Linked DNA regions of Homo sapiens: regions 1 and 2 are each linked to region 3. The links are chromatin contacts, found by Hi-C or POLR2A ChIA-PET in ENCODE. All regions are on one chromosome and are shown on one strand. The core of a region is the stretch at or near the end of the contact, and the rest is flanking DNA. Distances in the headings are between cores, read along the strand shown.

Evidence for each region. A loop is a pair of places that touch in the nucleus more often than their neighbours do. ChIA-PET counts read pairs that join two places held with the same protein, here RNA polymerase II (POLR2A). Pooled maps may share reads with other maps.
Region 1: a pooled map shows a loop between it and region 3 (15-fold over the local background). The contact joins the promoter of CEP97 here to the promoter of NIT2 in region 3. A Hi-C loop is called at or near these places in 4 of 50 pooled maps. POLR2A ChIA-PET finds 5 or more read pairs at or near these places in 2 of 52 experiments (A673 and OCI-LY7).
Region 2: a loop to region 3 is called in a pooled map, with 3 times the contacts of the local background. The contact joins the enhancer-like site here to the promoter of NIT2 in region 3. A Hi-C loop is called at or near these places in 1 of 50 pooled maps. POLR2A ChIA-PET finds 5 or more read pairs at or near these places in 2 of 52 experiments (OCI-LY7 and activated T-cell).

The regions. Positions count from the first base shown.
Region 1 is chr3:101,723,070-101,726,121 of GRCh38, reverse strand. CEP97 (centrosomal protein 97) reads right to left here and starts at 1,508. Exons shown (of 11, transcript NM_024548.4): 1 at 1,403-1,508. The coding sequence starts at 1,445. RefSeq lists enhancers at 30-641, 813-882, 1,163-1,532.
Region 2 is chr3:98,539,295-98,542,265 of GRCh38, reverse strand. No RefSeq gene overlaps it. Among named protein-coding and RNA genes, the nearest start is that of GPR15, 8.8 kb to the right of the region's middle. Within about 2 kb of position 1,690, at least 3 of the 41 ENCODE cell types and tissues checked have a DNase peak (open chromatin) inside an H3K27ac peak, as active enhancers do; they include OCI-LY7, where a contact is called at or near this core.
Region 3 is chr3:100,332,858-100,336,006 of GRCh38, reverse strand. NIT2 (nitrilase family member 2) reads right to left here and starts at 1,250. Exons shown (of 10, transcript NM_020202.5): 1 at 1,209-1,250. The coding sequence starts at 1,215. RefSeq lists silencers at 228-522, 921-1,250 and enhancers at 491-570, 691-750, 771-820, 914-1,482.

The DNA.
Region 1 (3,052 bases), core at 259-2,758, 1.4 Mb before region 3:
ATATGAGAATTAAAAGAGAAACCATATGAATAGTACTTAGCCCCGTTCCTGCCACCGGGCACTCAATAAGGCACTTTAGTATAACATAGACGTTCAAACCCTGGCTCCACCAATTAACCATTGTGGTATATTAGGCAAATTATTGATTTCTTTTGGGCTCCCTTTTCTACTCTGTAAAGTGGGGATAATACCTGCCTTATAAATGTAGTTCTACAGAGAAAATGAGATAATGTAAAAAAAAAAACAAAAAAAAAAAGGACTGAGAACATCGCCTGGGTCATACAAAGTGCTCTGTAAATGTTAACTGCTATTAACAGTTAAGTAGCCCTGGTGGGCTTGAGAGGTGTGGTTTAAGAAAAGCCGATCTCCAAAGAGGGCGGGGCCAGAGAAACGGCCAATTTCAAATTTACACCCAGATTAGGACTACTGCAGGAAATAATTATGCCAGATTGCTCTCCTGGAGGATTTCAACGTTTTCCCGTTGTCTAATGGCTCTTAGCATGTGAGGAGTCGTGAGCCCCTCTGAAAAATTGATGAAAGGGGTGTGCTGTCTCAGAAAAGTGCACAGCCTTTGTACACAATTCCAAGGGGTCGACAGAGAGGTCTGAGAACCATCCACCAACTCTTCCCCCAAGAATTTACAGCTCCCAGAAAATGCACTCCTGGTCTAAGCCATGAAGACGGGCCTCGACCCCTGGGCCCTGTCCCCGATTTAGAGGACTGACTGCTGCCAAGCCTCGGAGCTGTAACCAAAACAAAAGCAGCTCGCGTCCGGCGCCCCAAAGAGGTAGGTATCTTCAGGCCACAGAAGCACCCACACAGTCCTGTGCTCTACTGGGCAGCGACCAAACTCGATCCTAGGACCCGTGTGCAAGAACAAGGAGTACAGAACTGCGGGCTCTGGATCATCCCTTAGATTTTATCACGGCCACTGGCCACCTCCGAGGAAGGGTTCAAAGCCAGACTAGGCAGCGGTCTCTGAGGGAAGGTTTTCCTGATGGTTCCAGGAACCAAGAAGAGAGGGAGATGTGTGAAGCGAAAGAGGGAGATCCCAAACATTTCGCTTAGGCACCCATGACTCAAAGTAAATGGTCAAGAAAGGTCATCGCAGCCCGAAATCCACCGCCTCCTCAGCATCGGGAGCGCGGGAGCCAGGGCGCCGGGCCGCGCGAAGGCTTCTGGGGGCTGTAGTCCCCCGCTCGGCCCTCACCGCGACGCCGGAGAGCTGGGAACGGCAGGTGAACTACAACTCCCAGAGGGTAGCCCGCCTCCGCGACGACCACAGATCCGCATCAAAAGAACTGGTCCAGAACTGCACATCTAAACCTAGGTTTTCTGCTCTCCACTATTTAATTCAGCTCCGTGAAGTAAACCTTAGGACTCGGGGTAGGGATCGCCTTACCTTCTCCGGGAGGCAAAGCCGCGTCCACGCGCGCCACCGCCATATTTGCTGCTTGCTAATAATACCAGGCAACCGTCCTCCCGCGGCTCTGTGGAGCTTGTAATCTGAAGGAGGGAGCCGGAAACTATAACTCCCAGGATGCACGGCTCCCAGACGGCCCAATTGGCTGCTTACGCCTAATGATGTGAAGCTGGAGTTAGAATCTGAGGGTAGTGAGCTCAGGGACCCTGGCCCACTCGCTTATTTGACAGATGAGTCAACTGCGTTATTAGATGATCATTTCACTTCCTTGTCCAGGCGTTTGCGAAATTTGACACTTTTACCATCGGGATGATTGTAAGGAAGCTACTTAATGCAGACTGCATTTTACAACTCATTGCTGGAAGTCTCTGTGGGGGCTGCTCCATTCTTTTGATAATTGTGAATAAGTTGAAAGTTTTCAACTCCGCTATAGGAATGACCGATCTTGTTGAGATCATAAAAGTGGATACATTTTATTTGAAATTTTAGTTAAGTAAAAGTAAAGTATGCCGAAATAGAAACTTTTATACAGTATTTTTAAGTGATTGTTTGATTGTTCTTGAATATTTGACAAATCTTTTGACTTACGGGTATAAGTATGAACCAAGAACTTTTCCAGGGAGTATTCAAAATAACTTTAAAATATAATCTCCAGGCCGGGCGCAGTGGTTCACGTCTGTAATCCCAGCACTTTGGGAGGTCAACGCAGGCTGATCACCTGAGGTCGGGAATTCGAGACCCGCCTGGCCAACATGGAGAAACCCCGTCTGTAGTAAAAATACAAAAAAATTAGCCTGGCGTGGCGGCGCATGCCTGTAATCCCAGGTACTCGGGAGGCTGAGGCAGGAGAATCGCTTGAACCCGGGAGGCAGAGGTTGCAGTGAGCCGATATCATGCCACTGCACTCCAGCCTGGGCAACAAGAGCGAAACTATGTCTCAAAAATATATATATTTTATATAGATATTGCATATATTATAATTATATATAAATTATATATTATATATGTTATATATTTAGATATTATATATTATATGTTATATATTTAGATATTATATATTATATATGTTATATATTTAGATATTATATATTATATATGTTATATATTTAGATATATTATATATGTCATATATTTATATATTATATATTATATATGTTATATATTTAGATATTATATATTATATATGTCATATATTTAGATATTATATATTATATATGTTATATATTTAGATATTATATATTATATATGTTATATATTTAGATATATATGTTATATGTTATATATTTATATATTATATATGTTATACATTTATATATTATATATGTTATATATTTATATATTATATATTATATATGTTATATATTTATATATTATATATTATATATGTTATATATTTATATATTATATATTATATATGTTATATATTTATATATTATATATTATATATGTTATATATTTATATATTATATATGTTATATGTTATATATTATATATGTTATATATTTATATATTATATGTGTTATATATGTTATATATTATATATTATATATGTTATATATATTATATATTATATATTATATATGTTATATATTATATATTATATATGTTATAGATTTATATATTATATAT
Region 2 (2,971 bases), core at 441-2,940, 1.8 Mb after region 3:
AAGGATATTGCATCAGTTATTTCTCTACTCAAGTACAGCTGGAATGATCAAAAAAGTTAAAGGACAGTGGCAAGATTGCTCCTGATGACTGTAATAGACTCCCTGTCCCTCATAGTTACAGCATATCATAAACAAAAGACATTCAAGCAAAAGTATGAATATAAAAATTTAATATTTAACATTTTAAATGTTTTTCATTTTTATTTTAATCAATGGTGAGATTTTTCTAGCATGTTCAGTTTAGTTCAACAATGATGAGTGCTTGATATGGAAGAAGCCAAGCATATGGCTACAAAAAATGAAGATGTGGCTTCTTCTCTTCCCCCATCCCCAGGGTGGAGGGAGCTCTCTTCCTACCTGGTGGACAGACATGGCACCAGATGAGTCACTATGCAGGATGCAATAGTTGCTGTGCTAAGAGACATTATGGGAGAATAAAGGTCCTGCCTGCATGCTGAAATGTTCATCACCATTTTCAAATTTTAAATGCATAGCAGTTCTAAAACTGTTGCTTTTAAGGAATTGGGTACTTGTAAAGGAAACAGCGGGTCATCCTAGAAAGAAACAGATGATTACTAGGGGAGGTCTCAAGGCCAATGTAGGGATTATACTCACAGATCAGAAACACAGTAATTGAAAAACTAGAGGACCTACAACTCAGAAATGATGTTTTATAATAAATTTAGCTACTATTTTTATCTTGGGTACTTCATTGAAAGCCTAAACTAAATTTTAGCTTTTTTTATTACTACAAAATTAATGCATTTTTTTTTGGAAAATACAAGTAATAATAAATATAAAAATCACTTGTAACTTCACAAAGTTAACATTTTGCTGTATAGGGTTCCAGTATTTTTGCATTCATATATGAATAAAATAGTCACAAATAATGTGGTCATCCTATAGATATAGTTTTGTAGTCTGCTTTTTTCACTTAATTTCATTGGATTTATTATTAAGGTCTTTCCACTTCAGTATATGGTACAGTATTTTTAAAGGCTGCATAGTATTCCATTGTAAGAAAGTGCATGAATTTTAATTTACTCAGTCAATTTGGACATTTGGATTGTTTTCACTTTCCTGCTTTTATGAACAATGCTGCAATAAAAATACATGTGCATATGTCTTTTCACCTGGCCGTAATGATTTTTTAGGGCAAAATCTTGGAAGTGGAATTGCTTTTGATATAGGTTTCTAAATTTTTTCTACAAAGCTTAATCAATTTACACTCAATAAGCTTCCCTCACACCCGCAGACCCAATCCTGGTCAACCTTAGTATTTAATGTTTCACTCTTTGTCAGTTTAATAGGTAAAACCATATTTTGTTTTTTTTAATATTATGTATCATGCTAAATATAAATTTACAAACTTTTTGGCAGTATTCTTTTCTATGTTTGAATTATTATAGGAAAGACACATTGATTTGAAATCCTGAGGACTAAGTTATACAGTTCTGAATTGACTTTTACTCAATTCTTTACTGATTTTCCGATTTTTAAGCTATTTCTATTAACATACACAAGTCAGGTCTGAATTGCATAAACATCTTTTTTATTAGAAATAAGGTAGCCATTCTCATCTATCTTCAAGTGCTCTGAATCTGTATTTTTGCTTTAAACATGAAACCACAGGCCAAGTTTCGTTTCTCATTTACCACTTCTCCACCTGAGTTGTCAGTTTTGCTTTTGCTCTAACTCAAGGCCAAATGAAAGGGCATCTCATTAAATCACTGTGCTGGGCAAGGTTCATGTAAAGTTATCTACTTTGCTTTGCATACTTTTTTTTAGTTTGTCATTTGGAAATAAATTTAAACCTAATACTGTTCAAGATGTGTTCTTGTGTTTAAAATAATGAGTCTATACGTTTAAAGTCTTAAAGATTTTTAAGACTCGAGAGTCTTAACATCTATAAAGACAATGATAGCATTTTCATTTGAGGATGCTAATGTGAACACTTTAAGGAAATGTAACAATGTTTAGGAAATAACCATATCAAAATGACAATTACATAAGTGACTTGTATATGGACTAAGTATGGGCTTCTCCTAAACATTGGAAAAGACCAAGGAAAGTTATTTGACTTGTAATTTTCATTGCATATACCGGGCTCTTCTTGGGTGTCACTATTTCATTCTTTGATTAAAAAAAATAAACAACTATGTGGATTCTAAACTCCATGAAAAACAAGTTCTGCTTCTACCTTTTTAACTCCTATAGAGTCGAATAAAGTGATATACATATATCACTATATATATTTATTGTGAACAAATACAAATATATATATATATATATTTGTTCAACCTTTTTTTTTTTTTTGAGATGGAATTTCGCTCTTGTTGCCCAGGCTGGAGTGCGATGGTGTGATCTCAGCTCACTGCAACCTCCACCTCCCGGCTTCAAGCAATTCTCCTGCCTCAGCCTCCCGAGTAGCTGGGATTACAGGCATTTGGCACCATGCCCAGCTAATTTTGTATTTTTAGTAGAGACAGGGGGTTTCTCCTTGTTGGTCAGGCTGATCTGGAACTCGTGGCCTCAGGTGATCCACCTGCCTTGGCCTCCCAAAATGCTGGGATTATAGGCGTGAGCCATCACGCCCCGCCTCAACTTTTTTTTTTTTTTTTTTTACGTAGAGATGGGGTCTCACTATGTTGACCAGGCTGGTCTCAAACTCTTAGCCTCGAGTGATCCTCCCATCTCGGCCTCCCAAAGTACTGGGATTACAGGCCTGAGCCACTATGTCCAGCCATGTTCAACTCTTTAGTAGAAATTTCAATCCATTTATATGCTTTTTGTAATTGCTGATATATTTATGCATACATATGCCATTTTATTTTGTGTTCTTTATTTACTATGCTTTTTCTTTGCTTTATTTTCTCCTTTCTTGTATTCTGTATTTTGTTAGTGGATAAAATAGTTAAATTCATCTCAAGTACTTCAGTCTGAATATTAACAGCAACATTCAACAGATGCT
Region 3 (3,149 bases), core at 1-2,500:
GGCAAACAGATATTTTGAGCTGTTATCAGAACAGCAGATAAATCCACTAAACGTCTCCCCTCCATTTCCCAGCGTTAAGCCATTCTCCCTCCTCAGCTTCCCAAGTAGTTTGGGACTAAAGGGGCGTGCCACCACACCGGGCTAATTTTGTATTTTTTAGTACAGACAAGGTGTCGCCATGTTGCCCAGGCTGGTCTCCAACTCTTGACTCGTGAACTCAAGCGATCCTCGTGCCTCAGCTTCCCAAACTGTTGGGATTACAGGCGTGAGCCACGTGCCGGGCCATGTCTGTGCTTCCGAGGGTGGGAAAGATAAAGCTCACCATGGCTACGCTGATGGCTTCCTCTCCTACACATCTCACCCACAAGGGCGGGGTCCTCAACTAAGCTTAGGACTGCCTATCATTCTGCAAATGACCCACTCTACAGACATGCTGCAGCAGGGAAACCCCGCCACTGGGCAGTTCCTCATGCTGAGGAGGAGACGCCCGTCACTCCATCTCATCTGTAAAGTGAAGACTTTTAAGGCTGCCCTAATATTCATCATAATCTAACAACGAAGACCTTACCAAGGGGCGGAAAAAAAGAATAAAATACTGTGAGCGAAGGAAACAACAAAGGAATAACATTTAAAGCAATGTGCCAGGTCCTTCACACATTAACATCATTGTGTGAGGTATCATTAACATCATTTTACAAATAAAGAAACAGGGGACTTGCAGGGGGAAAGCTGCACAAAGTCACTGAACAAAGTAAGTGACACAGCAAGAATCCAAGTCAAAATCTGGAGCTGGAAAGTGAGTGGGGAGACGAAGAACCGCCTGGGCACCTTTGTGCAGGGCGGGGCTGGAGGAGGTCACGCAACTTGAAAACACCCAAGGGAGTTGGATCCTACCACCGCGGCCCACACCGTGGAGAAATACACGTCCATCAGCCTCTGTCAAGCAGGACGCGGCGGGTGCCGGCGCGGCCGGGTGGCCTGGTGCTTTCTGGGCCTCGCCCGCCACCCCGGAAGCCTGGAATCCCGGGAGTGCGCCCGGCCGCCCGGCCACGCGATCCCGGACCCACGCGGACGCCCGCCTCAGGGAAGGCCGCGCACGGCGGGGACGCGGGGCGGAGGGGCTGAGCCGGCCGAGCCACCGCCGGCGCCGCTCCAAAGCCTCCCCCGCGGCCCGAACTCGAGCTGCAGCGCGCGGCCGCGCCACTTACAGGTCATGACTCTGCAGACAAGCACCACCTGCGGCGCGGACTGAGCGCTGGAGATCCGGCGGACCGCGGCGTCGCTACGGTGGGGCGGGGACCGCGTCAGAGGCCCCGCCCCACCCCTCCTCCTGGCCCCGGCCGGGAGGAGAGAAGGGTCTGCGTTCATTCCAGTGCGCCTGTAACACCAGGACGGACCAACGAGAAATGGTTAATTGCAACACAGTCCGGAAAAAGCATGCCTCGAAAGGCAAAGGGCAAAAGGGAACGGCCTAAGTCGAGGTGGTGTGCTGGTGAATGTCTTAACAACCAGACTTTTCAGGGAGGAAAGCCCTGATTTGTAGCGTTTGCTGATTCTCCGCAAAAGGACTGAACTTCTAGCTGGTTGAATCACCTCTGTGGCCAGGTTAACACCGTATGCTGATGGGCTTGAGCTATTTGAACAAGTCTCTGTGACGGGGACGGAATGACCCTGGTTGGTTTAGGCACGCGAGACGTCTGTAAAATCTGACTACAAGGCTGCTAGGCCAACGGGAAAGATGCTGAGGGTTCAACGCCATGCCCTCAACAAGTCAGTCCTCGAATACATTGTCATCTCTTTGCTAATATCCTTTTTTGTTTGTTTGTTTTAGACAGGGTCTCACTCTGTCATCCAGTCAGGAGTGCAGTGCAGCAGTCTCAGCCCATTGCAGCCTCAACCTCCCGGCTCAAGCGATCCTCCGTCCTCAGCCTCCCAAGTAGCTGGGACTACAGGCACACACCACCACACCTAGCTATTTCTTTTCCTTTTTTCTTTTTCTTTCTTTCTTTCTTTTTTTTTTTTTTTTAAGTTTTTTACTTTTAATAGAGGTGGGGCCTTGCTATTTTGCCCAGGCTGGTCTCAAACTCCTGAGCTCAAGACCCTACTGCCTTAGCCTCCCAAAGTGCTGGAATTATAGGCGTGAGCTGCTGCGCCCAGCCTATAGACTATGATTTTTGCATTTTTATTTATTAGATTGCTTTTTAATTTTCGTGTTTTGTGTTTTTGTGCCTTGTCAGACTTGTGGAACAAAAATCCAAAACTTAACCACCTTTTGGAATGCCCCAGAATAGTTTATACTGAAACAGATCTTGGTTTGTAAAAGAACACTATAAAAACATTTTGGGGGCAACTAGGGAGATTTAAATATGAACGAGATATTTGATGCTTTTCTGAATTATTTTGTGTGCTATAGTGTTGTGCTTGTGACAATTCTTTACTCTTAGAAAATGAGGAAGTATTAGGGATGAACCATCAGAATGTTTGACTTGAAAATCGTCAGCAAAAAGAAAACACATAAGATAAAGCAAATATGGCAAAATGTTAATTATTAAATCTAGGAGGAGGACACAGCTGTTCATGGTACTAGATTAAAACTTTGTAGAAGTTTAAAATTTTAAGCTTTCATAAAAAAAAATTGGGGGGAAATACATAGCAGTTATGGTCTTTCTGCAGCTTAAGAGACTATCTGGACTTGGCTTTGTAGCAGGAAGATCTTTAAAAACCTTTTCATTTCTGCTATGCTTATTAACCTATGAGGTTTCAGGGTCAACCTGTGGTCACTTACAACCTGTTAAAAAAATTCATCTAGATTTCCAAATTTATTGGACTAACATTGTAACTAATAGTGGTCCTAAACCTGGCTGGAAATGTTATTTGAAGTGCTTGTTCAAAATGCAAATTATTTCATTTTTTTAGAAGTGGATTCTTACAGTGTTGCCCAGGCTGGTCTCAAACTCCTAGGCTCAAGTGATCCTCCCACTTTGGCTTCAAAAAGTGCTGGCCTTATAGGCATGAGCCATGGCATCCAGGTGGAGATGCCCAGTAGGCAACCGGACCAAAGCCTCAAGCTCAGAAGATGTCTGGGCTGGAAATTGACTTGGGAGTCACCAGCAGTTTTAACTAAGAGGAAGCTCTGAATTTGGATGAGA